2 separate regions of the Homo sapiens genome follow, and region 2 is linked to region 1. The links are chromatin loops, found by intact Hi-C in ENCODE. Cell type or tissue: GM12878. All regions are shown on one strand. Links, peaks and the distances in the headings refer to the core of each region. The heading gives the core; the rest is flanking DNA.

Region 1 (8,347 bases), core at 33-8,032:
TTATCGTTTGTTGCATTTCCTCAGTCTCTTGCCAGCTATTATGATAAAGCATTTTGAGGTAAAGCAATAATAGCTGATATTACATTTCCCTTAAAATGTGTTTGGAAGGTAATTTGTGATGTCTCCTTTCAAAGGAGTAAAATAAAAATTTCAGGTCTATCAATAGGGCTGAGGTTGACTTTACAGGTCATCCTCTGCTTATCACAGCAGTTATTTCCTAACTTTTACCTAAAAGCTTCCAAAGCAAAATGTAGAATCAAATATTTGTTCACAGAACATATAGCCAATTCACCTGAGAGAATATGGTCCATTTTATTTCATTACAGATTATTACCGTATTTGAAACAAAATTAAATTGAAACAATAGGAAACAATAACGTGTGTCAAGTCTCTTTAATAGTGTATCTGTTGCTATTCAAATTCCTGCATGAAAGTATACTAAAAAGTCAGTTATAAAAACATTTAAAGAAAGTCTTCTGTTTTTCTAATCTGGTTTCTAAATTTATGGATTAATTAAAGAACATTCAGGGAAACAGGGAAATAAAATTGCCTAGCCACCATGTAGTAATATATTATGCCTAAATTCTAGGAGAGAAAGTGCTAATGGCATCCAGCTGAGATGTTATATGAACACAACACTATAAGGGTGTCAGACATGACGTTCCTCAAGCAAGGGAGAAAGAGTAATTGAAGCTTTTCTAAGAAATATTAGTATAAAAACATGACTTTTTTTTATGGTAACCCCATGGGCTTTTGAAAAAATATTTAATATAAGAGAGCAAACAATATTCACAAACAATGGCAATTTGATGAAGTGGAATGAGTGTGTACTTGGAAGTCAGACTAACCTGGGTAAAAAACGCCAGCTCTGCCATTTACTAATTGTATAAACTGGGAAATAACACCTCTCTAATCTTTCATTTTCTTATTCATGAAATGGGAATAGCAATGCTGTACTCACAGAATCCTTTGACAGTAAATGAGATAATTTATGTAAAATGCTTAGCATAGTGCCTGGCATAAAGAAAGCCCTAATAATCTTCCTTGTGCACACCTTTCATTGCTTACAAATAATTAGATTTTCTTGCTTGAATACAATTTGATCAATAACAACCAGTATCTCTGCATTGCAGAATAAATATTTGGGAAGGTGCACCTGAGTTCCTCTAGTTGAATGCCCATTATAAAAGATATGGGTTCTCTAAGATCATGGTGCCTCTCCTGTAAGTCAGCCCGCTGCACAATCAAGTGTTACCTGGCCCTCTTCATGTTGCCAAGTGAGAAATGGAGCTCAGGGAACCAGCATAAATACAGGTACTCTGGCTACTGCTATTTGCTATGAACAATAAAGTCCTTTTTCTCTGACTCAGGTGTCTTATGTCTTCTGCCATGATCCATAAAACTGTGGCTGGCTAAGTTGTTGCTTGAAAGAAGGGTAAAATCTCAAATGCCTCACAGTGCTTGATGACAATTACTAAAATTGAAGGTGGGATAATGTGACCATATGATGAATAAATGAATACCTTTTCCTGCCACCATACACATAAATATATTCAAATAAGCACACTTCTTAAAAGTCATTCAATAAATACTAGAAAGCCTAGTGATTTCAAGAACATGGGAAGTTTGACCAGATTTATGAGTCATGGTCTGTTGGATCACTCTAATTGGACCTCTTGCAGATGGAATACTTACCACCAAGAGCCAGGACATAGGCTAATGGCAATGAATCCTTTCCTAGTTAAAAAAAAAAAAAAGAAAAAAAAGGTCAAATGAATCACTGTGAAATGTACCATGGTTCTCCATCTCTCCAGTTGGGTCAGTTAAGGCAAATTCACCTAGCTGTTCAACTATCTGGGAGGCAGGCTATTGAAAGAAGACTGATCTGAAAATTCCTACCAGTATTGTATAATCTAATGTTCTTTTATTTAATCCTAGACATCAATATATTCAAAAAATAATAATAAATTTATACCTGATGTTAGCTGTGAAGCTCTCCTTAGGGCCTGTCAACTACTTCTGGCCATTCTATTCCTTAGTTGAAAGAAAAAAAAAAAGTGGCAGAAGGAAGAAACAAGAATAGGAAGGGTGGAAACAGGCCGTCTTTTGCAGAGGATTTCTGAAGGTTCTTCCTAGGTAATGATGTGCCCTTACTGCCACTTGTGTCAACCTCCAGCTTCCTCGGTGGCTTCCCACCCTCATCTTCACTGCTGACACCAGACTCAGCATCACAGTGGCAGTGGTAGCCCAATGCCAAGGGTTCTGTTATTATCTGTCCAGCTTATTGGAGGTCACATAAAATATCAAAAGGTATAAAAACAGGTCATGGGAACATTGCTGAGCTATTTCACATCATTTAAATAAGTGGGGTCAATTTAAGTGCATTTACATTAAAAGGTAGCCTTGGTTTAAAAATCTCTGAAGCATAAACAACTCCCAAGCTATGATTTCAAAAAGAAAACACAATACACAACAGAAGATCATGAAGTAAAGAAATCCATGCAGAGAAATACTTGCATTAAAAAAAGAGAGAGAGAGCAGCCAGGAGCAGTGACAGATTTGCCAAATGCACATGCAATGAAATAATTGAAAAAAACAGTTTAGTTGCATTTTCCCTTCTAGGAACGTGTGCTATGGCTTTTATGACACCAATCATCACTGCTTTTCTAAATTGCTAAAACTACTAGAGCTGACTAAACTATGAGCATTTCATCCATTAGTAGATTTTAGTGATTTGACCCCAATATTCACTCCATGGGGACAGAAGCAAAAAAGCTATTACACGATTCCTATAAATTTGACAGTAAAAGCTATTGTAGAAATTCCTGAATTCCTGTTATCTGTAGTTGGTTACTAGCATAGACTTCAGGATCACAGAGACCTAAATTCAAGTCTCATATTACATACTAACCATATCACATTGAGTAAATGCTTTGGCCTAAGCCAACGCCTTGGTTTATCTGTCTGTCAAAAAGAGTTATCTATCCAATGGTTCTTGAGAGGATTAAATGAAATAATATAGAGAGAGCATCTTCATCTTCCACTTATTAGCAAGTATCTAGGCACTTAATAATAACAGCAATGATGATGATGATGATGATGATGATGATGATGGTGATGGGCATTTCTAAGTGTCATCACCCAGTGTGGTATGATTCTAGGCCAAAGTGTAAAGCCAATTAAATTTGTCTTTAGTTTCTGACAATTCCCTTTCTACATCCCTTGCTTATCATCTGATTACCCATATCGTGAATTCCATAAATACCTGACATTACCATTATATCACCTCCTTGTTAACAAAAGTTATTTCAAATAAAACTAGACTTAGATCTGTCTTCTGGGGTAAGAACATAGTATTTCTGAAACTAACTTCTTTCCTTCCCTTTCTTCCTTTCTTTCCTTTTTCCCCCCTTTCTGTCCTTTTTTCCTTCCTTCCTTCCTTTCCTTTCCCTTCTTTTTCCCTTCCCTTCCCTTCCTTTTCCTTCCTTCTTTCTTTACTTCCTTCCTTCCTTCCTTCCTTCCTCCTCCCCCGATATTCTGTTACAACGGATATAACGGATTTACTTTGAGAAAACAGAACTGGAATGCAGTTTCTTGCTTAGTTTAAAGTGAACTGCTAAGGGGTAATTACTTACTGACCCCTCTGTATTTGGAAACGAATAGTGAAATACCTGCCTTAAATCGGTTTTGGAGGGAAAATTGTGACTTAACAATATTAGGACGACAAACAGAAATGAAAAAGGGGAATAATATAGTTCAAATATATTCTCTTTTAAAAATATTTGAACTCAGTTTTCTTCATTCATCCAATATAACAAAAGTTTTTTACAATAAGAGTTTAGAGATTATATCGACTCAAGACAATGATGTAATAGTTGGATTTACTATCAAGTTTTCATTTTAGAAACTTGACAAACATAATACATGAGTTAAATATCATTTTACTATAATAATGTGAATACTGTATATCTAGACAGTTCAAATAAGCAATGTTTTAGGTTTTGCATATAAATTTATTTGGCAATTACATGAAGCTTCATTCCATCAGTGCTAAGACATCAAAGCTTTTTCCAAGTAGTCCACAGGGTATAAAAATATAGTCTATAATATTAATAATAAACAATAAGCAATTAGCAGGTACTGAACCAAAAGACTACTATAAGAAGCCAAACAATACTAACATCATCTGAAAATTAAAACTCACTCAGAAATGATAGTGAAGCTTGTAGTCCCTCTGTCTCAGGGATGTTATCACCACTTGCCCACGTCTGCTGGCTTGCCCCTGGAGGATTAGCCTTCGGAAGTAGATGAGAGCCTGTATAGTTAGGTGTTGCCTATTTCAGATTCAGCAAGAATGGGATGCTGGCCTAAGTATCAAGGACTTACTAGGTGTGAAACCAGAAAAGGCTTCACTTGGTCGTTTTTTCTCAGATGTTCTTCTGAAACTGAAACTTAAAAGCAAGAACTTGGCTGGTGTCTAACCTCAACTGTTTTCCACCCATAGTAAAAGAGGACTGTGCATGCTGAGACTCCCATTTCAGCAATGTGACATATCACTTTGTTGCCTCTCTGTATTTAGCCCTTCATCCCCTAAGGCTCCTGTCTTTTACCTATCAATAAAGGTGACCACTGGAGGCAAAGGTGATTGTCAGTTCTCACAGCATTAGTTGCCAAATGGAATTGTCACACACAGAAAATTTCTTAGAAAGTCAGCTTTTTTTTTTTCACTCAAATGATATAATGATACTTTAAGGTATTTTTTTAAATATCAAAATATTCTTATTTTACAATGTCAGCTTTTTAGTATAAAAACAAATATATTTTAAATAATATGTATTGTATTTTCCCTAAATATGGAGACAGTATTTAGATAGATTATCCAAAGCTTGAAAAAACTAAAGGATACAAAGAAGAAAATAATTATCATAGTTTCACTACTCAGAGAAGACTACTAGTTAACATCTTAATAGATTTCCAAGTATTTTTTACTCGATTCTTACTAAAGGTAGCCCTTAATATCCCACTTTATTAATTTAGCAATATATTGTGACTATTTTCCCATATCATTAAATTTAAAAGACTCTTCAATAACACATAAAACATTATAATAAAGTCTTACTAAATTTCGGTTCATCAATGTCTATTGTTAAATATTGAGCTATTTCAATTGTGATTATAAAGCTATTTTAAACACTACTTATAATCATTTTTGCACATATTTCTGACTATTCCCTTAGGACACATTCCTGGAATATGAATTGCTATGAATTTTTAGAAGCTTTTTATACATATTTCTAAATGTTCTTTTAAAAAGGAGGTATGATGAACAATGTCATCAATAATGACTGAAAGTCCTATGTGCCTGCACTATTTTCACAATTTCCACCAATTCTTTCTTTATTTGATAATTTAGTAATTGAAAAGTGGTGGCAAGGATAGAGCTGTCAATATTAGTAGCAAGCTTTCCTTTTGTGAATTTCCTGCTATACAATGTACATTCTTCTGTTATGATGTTTGCTTTTTCATTGATTTGTAAGAACTCTTTATGTATTACAGACATCAATCATTTTTTCCAGCCTTTATTTTAGATTCAGGGGGTACATATGCAGGTTTCCTACATGAGTAAATTACATGTCACTGAGATTTGGTGTGCAAATGATCCCATCACCCATGCAGTGAACATAATACCCAATAAGTAGTTTTTCAATCCACGGCCCCCTTTCACTTTCCCCGCCTGGTAGTCTCCAATGGCTATTGTTGCCATCTTTATGTCCATACAAACATAAATGTTTTGTCATATCCATCTGGCAAATATTTCTTCCAGAGTTTGTTTTCCTGTATAGTCGTATGTTATTTCTGTTATTGCAAAGAATTTCACATTACTCAGTACTATTTCTTCCAAATTAATGAATTTTTTTCAAATCCCAAACTATTATTGTTAGGATTTGCAGATGTTCTACAACAAATTTTGGATTTAATCTGGCAAAAATTATCATCATCTTTAGTCTTCTATTCAAATAGTTGGAGTGATTTCCCATTTATCATATTTCTTTTTCATCTGCTTTGTGTGGAATAGCATATTTTTCTTATTAAGCCCATGTGTTAGGTTTTTCCTTCTTATACATTTCTTAAAGTCTGATTATGAGTATTTCTCCATTGCGGTTTATTACTTTTGTTGTTGTTGTTATAGTGTGAGTGGGGTGGTTCTTTGAGGCTATAGTGAGAAATTGGTCACCTTACAAATACCACCTGTTGGCACTAATAATTGCAATTAATTAATTATCCAGTGAATTTTTTTCTCTTAGATCCAAGAATTATTTAGAGTACTGCTTTTAAATTTTCAATTTTTCTGGTGAGAGTTAATTATATTTTGTAAATAATTTATAGCTTTATTGCACTGTTATCATTTACTGTGGATTCAACAAATTCTGCTCTGTGCTGCTATAAAAAAGGCACATGGAGAATAATAGTTACATGATAAACCAACCTTCTAAATTATATTAATCATTTTTTCTATGTCCTTATGTATTATGAAAAGGACTGATGTTTATATTTATATACAAATGAGCGTTATTCATTTTGTATTTTCCACTAAGAGAGTGGATAGCTTCTTGAATGCTCTTAAATCCCATTGGGATGCAGATTTTCCTCAAAAACGTTAAGCTGAAATAGTTTCCAATTCCAATTCAGTGACCAAAGAGCTAGAGGAGAAAGGAAAGGAAAGTGGGGCTTTGAACCCTCTTAGCAGAAATGTAATTCACTGCGTTACTTTTCTGTGGTTGCAAGAGCTTCCAGGCTTGGTTAGACAGCTACTCTAGTCTTGACATTGCCATCTTCTTTGTTATGGAAGTGCCTCTATGAATTCAGGGGAGAAGACTCTCTACCCACCAGTGTAGCTGACTTTTTGTTGGTGTTGCCTCACAAGCTTTCCTGGGATGGTGGCAACAGTGGAGAACACTGAACAATTAGAGGCCAGCACACCGGCTTTTTACTTCCTCACGGCTCACCCCTGCTTCCAGCCTCTTCTAATCCTTTAAGTCTAGGATGATTTCTTTTTTAACTTCTATGAGGATGCTCCTCTTTCTCATGGGAAACAAACACAAGATAGCTCCTGATGTCTTTCTCTAATTTGCCCTCATGTAGCAAATTCCTTGGATTTTGTGACATCTGGATGGTACCTTCTTTAGATATAAAAACACACTTTTTAAACTTTGTAAAACATTTAAACTGCTATTTTTATACTTTCTTCCTCATTTAAAATACAACAGGGAAAAAAAATCAGGTACCTGAATTCATATTACCAAATGACATAAATTTCACAGTGTTTCTAATTAACATTCTCCCTAAAAGTCGATTTATAGCCTTCATATCACTTGCTGCTATGTTAATGTAGAAACTTAGAAACTCACTGCAATAATTCAACTGCTTTTGTGGAAACAAATCAAATAACATATGAAAATTCAGGCCATCACAAGTGGGATGTAAAAGTTGATACTTTAATATCTACTAGTCAAGATGCAAATTGAAATATTAAATATTTACTAAACAAAAAACATTCTTATGATCATTTTGAAGCATTATTTATGTGGTTTAAATGAATATTTTGGAATTTTTCAGGTATTTTTTACCATAAACTTTGATTTAACAAAAAAATATTTAGAATGATGACGATGAAAGTTGTAATTTTTCAGGCCAAACATAGTTGCAGGGTAGCATTTTCTCTTTTCTGATTTTTTTGTAATTCTGTGCTTATTTTGTTTCTTTCTTTCTCTTTTCTCCCCTGACCCTCCCACAATTTTACACATCCTCTAGGCCATTTTTCTCCTTTAAAACAATGTAAACGGGGGCAGAACAAAGCCACAGTATTTCTGTCCTGTAGTTGCCAGTTCTCCATGGTAAAGCTTTAGATGTCATTGTCGGCCAGAGCAGATGAAGAGGAAAATATGCAGAGGCATAAGAAGGAAAGTTCAAGAAATCATCCAAGAGCTTCAATGTACTGTATATCTTGGGGGCTTCAGGGGTTTTGTTTGTTTGTTTGTTTTTACAGTATAGGAGTCTCCCCTTATCTGCAGGGTATATACATTCCACAACCCTAGCAGATGCTTAAAACAGTAGATAGTATCAAACTCTATATATACTATGCTTTTTCCTATACATGCCTCCTTATAATAAAGTTTAATTTATAAATTAAGTACATAAGAGATTAACAACAATAACTAATAATAAAATAGAAAATTATAACAATATACTACAATAAAAGGTATGTTGATGTGGTCTCTTTCTCTCTCTCTCTCCTTCTCTCTCTCTCTGTCTGTCTTATTATACTGTACTCACCTATTTTCAGACT
Region 2 (8,347 bases), core at 320-8,319, 100 kb after region 1:
CCTTCTGTCCATTTTAGCTTGTGAGACCCAGTTTTCCCCCTCTCCAGAGGACACAACAACCCAGTGCCATCTTGGAAGCACAGAGCAGCCCTCACCAGACACCAAACCTTCCTGTACTTTGATCTTGGACTCCCAGCCTCTAGAACAGTGAGAAATGAATTTGTATTTTTTATAAATTATCCAGTCTCTAATATTCTGTTATAGCAGCACATGCAGACTAAGACAATAAGCTTAATTCCAGTGATCCACTTAGTGAGGCATGGCATTAGACCTAGGAAAGGCTAAGCAGGCATATTCAATGAATAGAGTGACTAACTCAAATGTGCATCCCTAATTTAGAGTTCTGAACAACATGGATAGGCAAGCTGTCTCCAGATCTTTCTATCCCTATGTTTCAGTTGCATCAAATCTGCAAACTGATCAGTTGGAATAGGGACAGTCAACTGACTTATTTAGTGGCCATGGGAAATCAATGACATTTTCTAAGCCTGTGGTCTCAGAGATGAACAGAACTCCTATCTTCCCTCAAATGTGAAGTCTATTGGGTAAAATGACATGCAAAGAATGACAAAGCAAAAAGCCTAATGCTGTGATGCAAATGTGTGTAAGGTGTCTTCTAACTAATGTTCCTGCCCCCTCACCCCACAACAGGTCCAGCTATGTACCCACTGTCTCTGATGCTAAACATCACTCCACAATTACCACATTATTATTTCTTCCATCCTTGAGACCCTGATTATTTCTCACCATTCTGTCCCAGAGATGCTATACGAGGAGAGGGAAGAGACTGGACAAGATGAAAAGAAGAAGAGAGAAACATAAAGATCATTGGAGAGAAATAACTACTAAGAGACCTCCAAGGAGAATAAGGGACATTTATTTTTACATTTTTTCCAATAATTATATTTCTGATAAATACATTCCCCACCCCACCCCAAAATGTTTCTCTAGAGAATTCAGGAAGAACTCACAGAAGAGTCAGGGCTTAAGATGACCCTAAAAAGATACGTAAGAGTTGGCTGGGGAGATGGAAGTTGGGGAAAAGAGGCAAGTCTTCCCCAAGCCAAGACTCCCCATCAAAGCCTCTCCAGATGAGGGTGGACTCAACTAGTCTCTGTAGACCCTGCCCTTGCTTCTGTAATCTGAACATGAATGGAGGCTGTGATTTGGAACTGAGGAAAGGAGAGAAGAAAGAGAAGTGGTAGGCGGAGAAAACTTCATCAAGGAAATGGGATTCAAGCAGGGCTTAGGTGTGTCAAGCTGCTGCTTCAAGGTCGCCTCCTCTTCTACTGTGGATTGTCTGTGTCACTCTTGCCCCCTAACCACACACTGTGTTGTTGGTGTTCACGTCTACTCTTCTCCAACCCTAGCATAAATTTCTGCTCTTTCCTTCAGTATCAATGAAATTACCATGATTTAGAAAGTATTTAACAAGTATTTCTTGAACAATGATAGAAAGAGTGTAATCCATGTTTTCCTTGACACTCCAATTGGAGGAGAGGACATGAAAAATGTGACATAAAAAGAGTAATAAAAGGATATTTCTTTGGCTCTGGTGCCACCCATGTATGAGTGAACTTGAGAGATATTAAGGAGCTCAGCATGTCTGTGATTGTCCACCATTAGCCAAAAATGCATTCTAAACAACAGGCATTGAATTTTGGGAGAGGAACTTAGTAGAGCCATCACAATGGCCTGATCCAATAGAAGAATAGGTTAGCTTACTTGATCCAGTGTTTCTGAAACAGCTACAGATGGCTGACACTACTGTTTGCCATTAGAAATAGACATTATACTTGGCATTCACAGAACTAAGGCTCCACCTGGCCCAAGATCAGAAAATATCCATTGACCATTTACTAAATATCAGGTACTCATTGAATCTTTGCACCTGTAAGGTAGGTTTTATTTTTATCACTGTTTTACAAATGAGGAAGCTGAGGTTCAGATAGATTAAATACCAGCTACTAAGTGGCACAGCTGAGATTCAAATCCCGTTGTCTATGTTTCTAGAACCCGCACTCTTAAACACTTTGCTGTATTGCTTCCCACATCCAAGAGGTAAGAAGACATAACCTCACAAAGAGAAGGTAATAAATGCAGGGTCACTGATCTCAAATAAAAGCTGTTCTCAATTGTGCCAACTGTTCTTCTCCCAACCCTCATCACTCACAGTGACTCAATAATGTGGCTGGTGAAAAACAAAACTGAAGAGCAGGAATTTCATTCATTACCACACATCTGTTTTCTGACAGAGTAAATAGTATACTCCATGCCCTCTCACCCTTAAGAGCCACCATCTCCAAAACATTTTTATAGCTTCATTTGGTTTAAATGACTTTGAGTTGGCTCTTCCATGGAAGCATAGCAGCACTGGTCTTCAAGTATTCCTGCATCATAAACTGCTGGCTGAATTGCCTTATTCTGTTCCTCTCCACAACCTTTGAATTAAATTGTATAGACAAGAAAATTATGATTCTTAAACTTAGGTTATAAGTAGATTCATGGTCTCGAACAGAAGACTAGGATTGTTCATTTGAGAGGTAGATGATACTCAAGCTCATAGAAAAAACCATGTGACCTATATTACCTTTAAAAAAAGAATAAACATAACTTTATTACTTACGCATTCATGTTGTAACTCAGACTTGATTAAGGAAATGCCACCTGATGGGACTTTAAGACATAGATATTGATAGGTAAAGATTCTTTTTGGTAATGACCATATTAGTTTCATGGAAATAAGCACCCTTAAAGGAGTTCATAGATTTTTCTCATAGGACTTAAATACTCTCCAGACAAGCATGCTTTCACTAGTAAATTGCTTAGCCAACACTTCCTCCCTAAGGGCACATAGGTTAAAAAAAGTTTTGTTGCTGTTGGAGTGATAACAAATTCAGAACTAATGAGAATTTCTTGTTATGATAAAAGACAATAACTCAATGGAAGTTGTGGAATAAACATCAAAGAAAATACAAAGAGAAAAACACATTTCTGGAGTGGGAGTTTGGAGAGAGGGATTATTCATTGGTGAATTGCAGGAAAACCCAAAGCAGTAAAAATAAATTAATAAATAGGCATATTAAAATAGCACAACCATGCTCCTAAGTCTCCGCAGATTCACTTGAAAAGAAAAATCTGGGGATTCCTTGATAAATTGACAGTTTGTAATATGATCCCCATAGCTGACCCAAGATCAGAATTGTGGGGTTTCTTCGTTCCTCTGGGCTACTTTTTCAATAAGTTTTTCTCTCAGTTAAAGGCCACATCAAAATCCACCTTTTGGTTGAGGAGGAAGAATCATGACAACAGGGTTTATTCTCTGCACCTGTGCAAGTCTGTCACCCTAGGGAGCTTTTATCCCTGAGCTAAACGGTCAGTCAGACAGGACGTGAGAAAAATGCTCTGATGAGCCAAGGTTCTGCAACATTGGAATCAGAAGCACAAAATGTTATGGTGCTCATTGTTCCAATGTGTTCCATATTCATACAAAGCAAACAAGGCTATTTCTTAAGCTGTAAGCCAAAGGGGAAAAAGCAAAGTGGTTAACACTGGAGTGTGCTATGATGTGGAGAAATATTTTGTAAGTAGGGAAAGGAAGTCGAGAGGGGAATATACAACTTTACTCACTTAAAAGGCAAATAAATGAAAAAGAAAGAGGCAAAGTCGACAAGGAAGGTGCATAGTTTCATTATGCATAATCACAAGAAGTAGAAAACCCACAAATCTCATCTAGTTTTCTTGGCATTATACCTTCGCACTTAAGAGTTGAGTAGTTATGCTTGTGATATTGTAAATTCTGAGAATTTTTTTCGGATGTACCAAAAAGGCCATGTTATGAAAAATGGATTTAAGAAGAAGTAAGAGGTTCCAGTTCCCCTATTTTGTCCATATGCAAACCAGCGATCTAGGTTTGAATTAGAATTCAATCACTTTAAAGATGTTATCACTTTGGGTTATAGGGAAGGCTTGTATGTTTCCACCTCTTTGATGTTAGGCATGGATGGCTATGTGACTTGTTCTGGCCAATGAAATATGAAAAGTGATGCATGTCACTTCTGGGTAGAATCTTTTAAGAGATCCCGCAGAATTCTTCATCTTTCTTTTATTGGCCCCAGTAACCAGCAACATTCCAGATGCTGGTGCTTTCCTCAGCCTATCCTCCTCACTGAGGATGATGTGGCACAGAGCCACACACAAACCCATGATGGACATGACATGTATGAGAAATGAATCTTTGCTGATTAAAACTATTCAGTTCTGGGGGCTGCTGGTTATCACAGCAAAGCTGGCCTGTGGTGATGAATACAGCCATAAATTAGCTATGTGATTTCGAGAAAGCTAGTTTCCCAAAGCCTCTATTTTCTAATCAGAAAATGAGGAGGGCCTAGTATATAGCAAGCATTCAAAAATGGTAATTTATCCATCTTCATGATGATAACTACACTTTATTAGACACCTACACTGTGCCAGTCACTATCTTCCCTGTACATACATCACCTCTCATCCTCACACCAATCTTATAAAGTAGGTGTTCTTGATCTTTTTTATAGATGATGAAACTACGCCTCAGAGAGGTTTACAGATTGATGAAGGTATCAGCTTGTAGGTGGAAGAATCAGATCCTTCTGATTCAAAGCTCTTGCTTTATTCCCCATGCTACCTCTGTTAAGAGAATGCAGCTAATCTGTCATTAAATAAGTGAGAATTTATGATATTAAGACAAACATCATAACATTAAAAAACAAATAAAAAGAAAATAAATTAGAATTTTAAATTATTATATTCTTCAGACAAAGCACCTTTATCACTAAATGATTTTGCTTTCATAATTCCAGCTAAAGCCATGCTCAGTCATTCCCAACCTAGGGTGACCAACACCTAAGGGTTTATTAAGGTAATAATATGGGTTTGCAACCTATTCTCAGGATTTCCACAAGCCTAAAAGAAATGAGAATTACATAGGGCAAGATGGCCCAAGCCAAATAAAAATTGCTTTTTTCTTTTTTATAATAATTATAGTGGGTCATCTCATTGTGGTACATTTGGCTTTCTCATAGGAAGACATTATTTGTTGTTTTTCCTGCATAAAAGTAATCTTTATCGAAACACTACATTCATAGTAGTTCAAAAAAATTATACAAGGGCCCATTAGTTATAAAAAGGTTGTTAAACACTACTATATCCCAAATCTTAAATTTTGGCCAGTACAAGTGTAAATTTTCATTTCTCCATCTCTTTGCAGCTTAGCTCCTAATAACCCAGGTTGTCCCCTGTAGTCCTGAGAGGTACAGGGAAGTAACATAGCAGGAAACATTGTAGGTGATGACCAAGGGAGGATGGCAAAAAATGTAGTGTTAGTAGAGGAACCAGCCAGAGAGTGAATTCAGGTAAAAGAAGAGGAAAGCCACTTCTCTTCAGGTCAATTCCATAAAAGGAAGAGCTGACAGGTGAAATGAAAGTGACAGACTCAAAGTTACCTTGTTATTTATGAGGAACAGAACAGATCACCTAGAATTTGGGGGAGGATGTCTCTCAGAGAAATTGGCAGAAGACTTTGTAGACGATGTGGGTCAAAATGAATCAGACTTTCAAAATGGAGTGCTGTGGCCATCCTTCCTTCTACCTCCCCTGCTAGAAATCGGCTATTGATTTCCAGACTAACTAATTTAAAGGCTCTTCAGTTGTAACAAAACAAAGATAGTGTTTCAAAGACACCCTTTAGTCAGATTTCTGAAGGACAGTTTTGGGCCCTGCCATCAAAGCAAATAAACCCCACTATAGTCATGGTCGCTGGGGGAGGAGTAATGACAATTTAAAAAGTACTGAACATATGATGTGTGCCAGGCTCTGTGCCCAAATGCTTCAAGTGCCATGTCTCATCTTATGCTTAAAAGCTATTGTTTCCCCCTTTTTACAAAGAAAGGTTCTGAGAAGCAGGGAATTGAAACTTTCCTGAAGTCACATGCTTATAAGTAGTTCCTCCTCCTTAGCAACCATTCTCAATCCCTGTGTCACATTGTCCCATGGAGGGTGGTTGGAGATGAGCAAAATCACAAATTGTGGGTGTCATCAAAGAAGGCAGAAGGGAACTTGTACTTATCTAGTGCTTCCAATGTGCTAACAACCTACACAAATCATCTCATTTAACTTCCACAATTCCTTGGGGGAGGCATTATTCTCAAGGTACAGATGAGGATATTGAAGCTCAGAGAGATCAATGATTGGCCAACAAAGTAAACGAGGTAAGATGCAAACCAAGGCATTGTAAATCCTCACATTCAGGGATGCTGCTTCCGTAGCAAGTTGCTTCAGATTCATTTTCAAAAAATTATTTGCCCATATAAAGTATCAATATATGTGACCAAATTTCAGTTCATCTGGAAATACCTGGATATTTTAGTTGCTTGGAAACGGAATATAAGGCAATTTTGTGACATGGTAACTAAAACTATCAATGTGGTACTGGTTTATGCTCTCAGATATAAAAGTTCCTTTGTGTTTTGCATCAAACCGATAATGTTTGGAATACTGTGCTTATATGACAGACTTATATCTCAAAGTACATATTTTTCACTGCATTCTCCAAATTCAGAGGCAAGGACCATTTTCTCTGAGTTATGCTCTGAAAACCCTCTTCATTTGGTTTAATGCGAGGGGGAAGCAGGGAAGCATTCCCTCCCATGCATGGCAGGTAGGTGTAGGAACAGGGAGAACTCAAAACATTTATAGCTCACCCCAATGAAATCCATACCACCAACTTCTTCCTTCTTGCAATGAACTGCTTGCCTTCTTTCTTACACCCTGGAAATTGGTAATATGCTAATGCTTATTCTGCATATGTGTCTGGTACTTCTCTCTGGGATGTGTCAGGGACTTCTATGTAGGGTCACTCAGGCTGCACACCGCATGCACAACTACAGAGTATACTGTTTACATGGACCATGATGGGAATGATGCCCCCCATGGTTGATTGTGCAATTCAGCAGACCTACTGGCACATATTACTTTCTCTGTCTGTGCAAGCTCTCCTGAAATTAAATAGAAAAAAGCATGTTTAGTTTACTGCTAGGTATGACATTCAACGTTCCAAAACAAAAGAACTTCCTTTTAAAACACAATATAAAATATAAATTTATTAAAATGATGATCACTCTAGAAACTATTCCATAGGAGAAAGCATTGAAATAACTGGTGATGTCTAAAGTAAACATGATTGGGACCATGGAAAGTAGCAATGTCATAAAATATTAGAAAGGATTCTATGCAGAAGAGGGAAGAGACTGAGAAGATCTATGGGAGATAATTAGGAGAAGGTATGAGATGAGTTTTGGCTCAGGAAAAGACACAACTTTCCAGAACCAAACAACAAATATAAATCTTGTCACAAAAACCCTATGAGAAAGGGCATAGTTTAATACTTTAGACCCATTTTATAGGGGACAAGTCCAAAAATGGATAATATTTATAATAGAGAAACACTTTATCTCTAGAAGTGATCAAGAAGAGGAATCAAATACTCTATAGGATATCCTTCCATGGAGTATTATTGAACTTAATGAATTATAAGGCATCTTCTAGGAAACTAACTCTGTGTTTATATGATGGTATCAAAACCTACTAACCTTGACCAGTCCTGGAAGAAGGAACTCCCATTACCTTCCTCCTGGAAGGAGGTTGAGGCTTTATAGAAGGTGCTTGATCCAGCCCTTATGTGTATGCATTTCAAAGTTTCTGTCAGGTCTCATGTAGCTAAGCAAGCACAGCCACAGAAATTCTATGTTTTATTAAAGGGCTGGTTTTATTTTTTATTCCTGGAAGACCTAAGAATCACAATTTGAGAGAGGAGTGAGAGTAGAAATAAAGAACCTAATACTGCTCTGTATATTAATAAGTTCTGCCAAATCCACTGTGAGAGAGGTGTCTGATCTGAAAAGTTTTTCTTCTTCCTTATGGTCTTAAACCAGGAATCGAAAACCAAAGGAGGAAGAAAAATATTAAGACACTGGGGAATGGCAGGCAGTCCTATAGCACGGTCTGCCTAATAGTTGGCTGCTTCTGAACTCAGAAGCTATGTCACCTTCTAGAAATGCCTTCTAGGGTTGCCACAGATTCTGATTTTTCCAAAGACACTGAAAAGCTAGATAGATTGAGTGAATTTTTAAAAATGTTTTAGAACATTATGGAAGCCAAATAAATAATATTTATGGTTAGAATTCTGCCCACTGGCTTCCAGTTTATGACAACAGAGTAGGAATATAGGCTTCCTACTCAGGAAAGGAAGGCCTGACCTTCAGAAAACAGCGAGTGGGAAGCCCATGCACACATATATGTCTCCATATGAACC

Evidence for each region. Peaks named below come from ENCODE experiments on the same cell type or tissue, not always from the same donor. Only the 100,000 strongest peaks of a DNase experiment are listed, where the experiment ranks them.
Region 2: a loop joins it to region 1, with 2.0 times the contacts of the local background. A loop is called at or near these places in 2 of 110 quality-filtered maps.

Annotation. Positions count from the first base shown.
Region 1 is chr1:74,575,200-74,583,546 of GRCh38, forward strand. It overlaps ERICH3 (glutamate rich 3), which reads right to left. Exons shown (of 15, transcript NM_001002912.5): 13 at 1,696-1,737. ERICH3-AS1 (ERICH3 antisense RNA 1) reads left to right here and starts at 2,231. Exons shown (of 3, transcript NR_121671.1): 1 at 2,231-2,310. In GM12878, for the core only: no CTCF peak of the experiment used is centred there; a DNase peak (open chromatin) is centred at 4,442.
Region 2 is chr1:74,677,823-74,686,169 of GRCh38, forward strand. No RefSeq gene overlaps it. Among named protein-coding and RNA genes, the nearest start is that of ERICH3, 8.2 kb to the left of the region's middle. In GM12878, for the core only: no CTCF peak of the experiment used is centred there; a DNase peak (open chromatin) is centred at 3,759.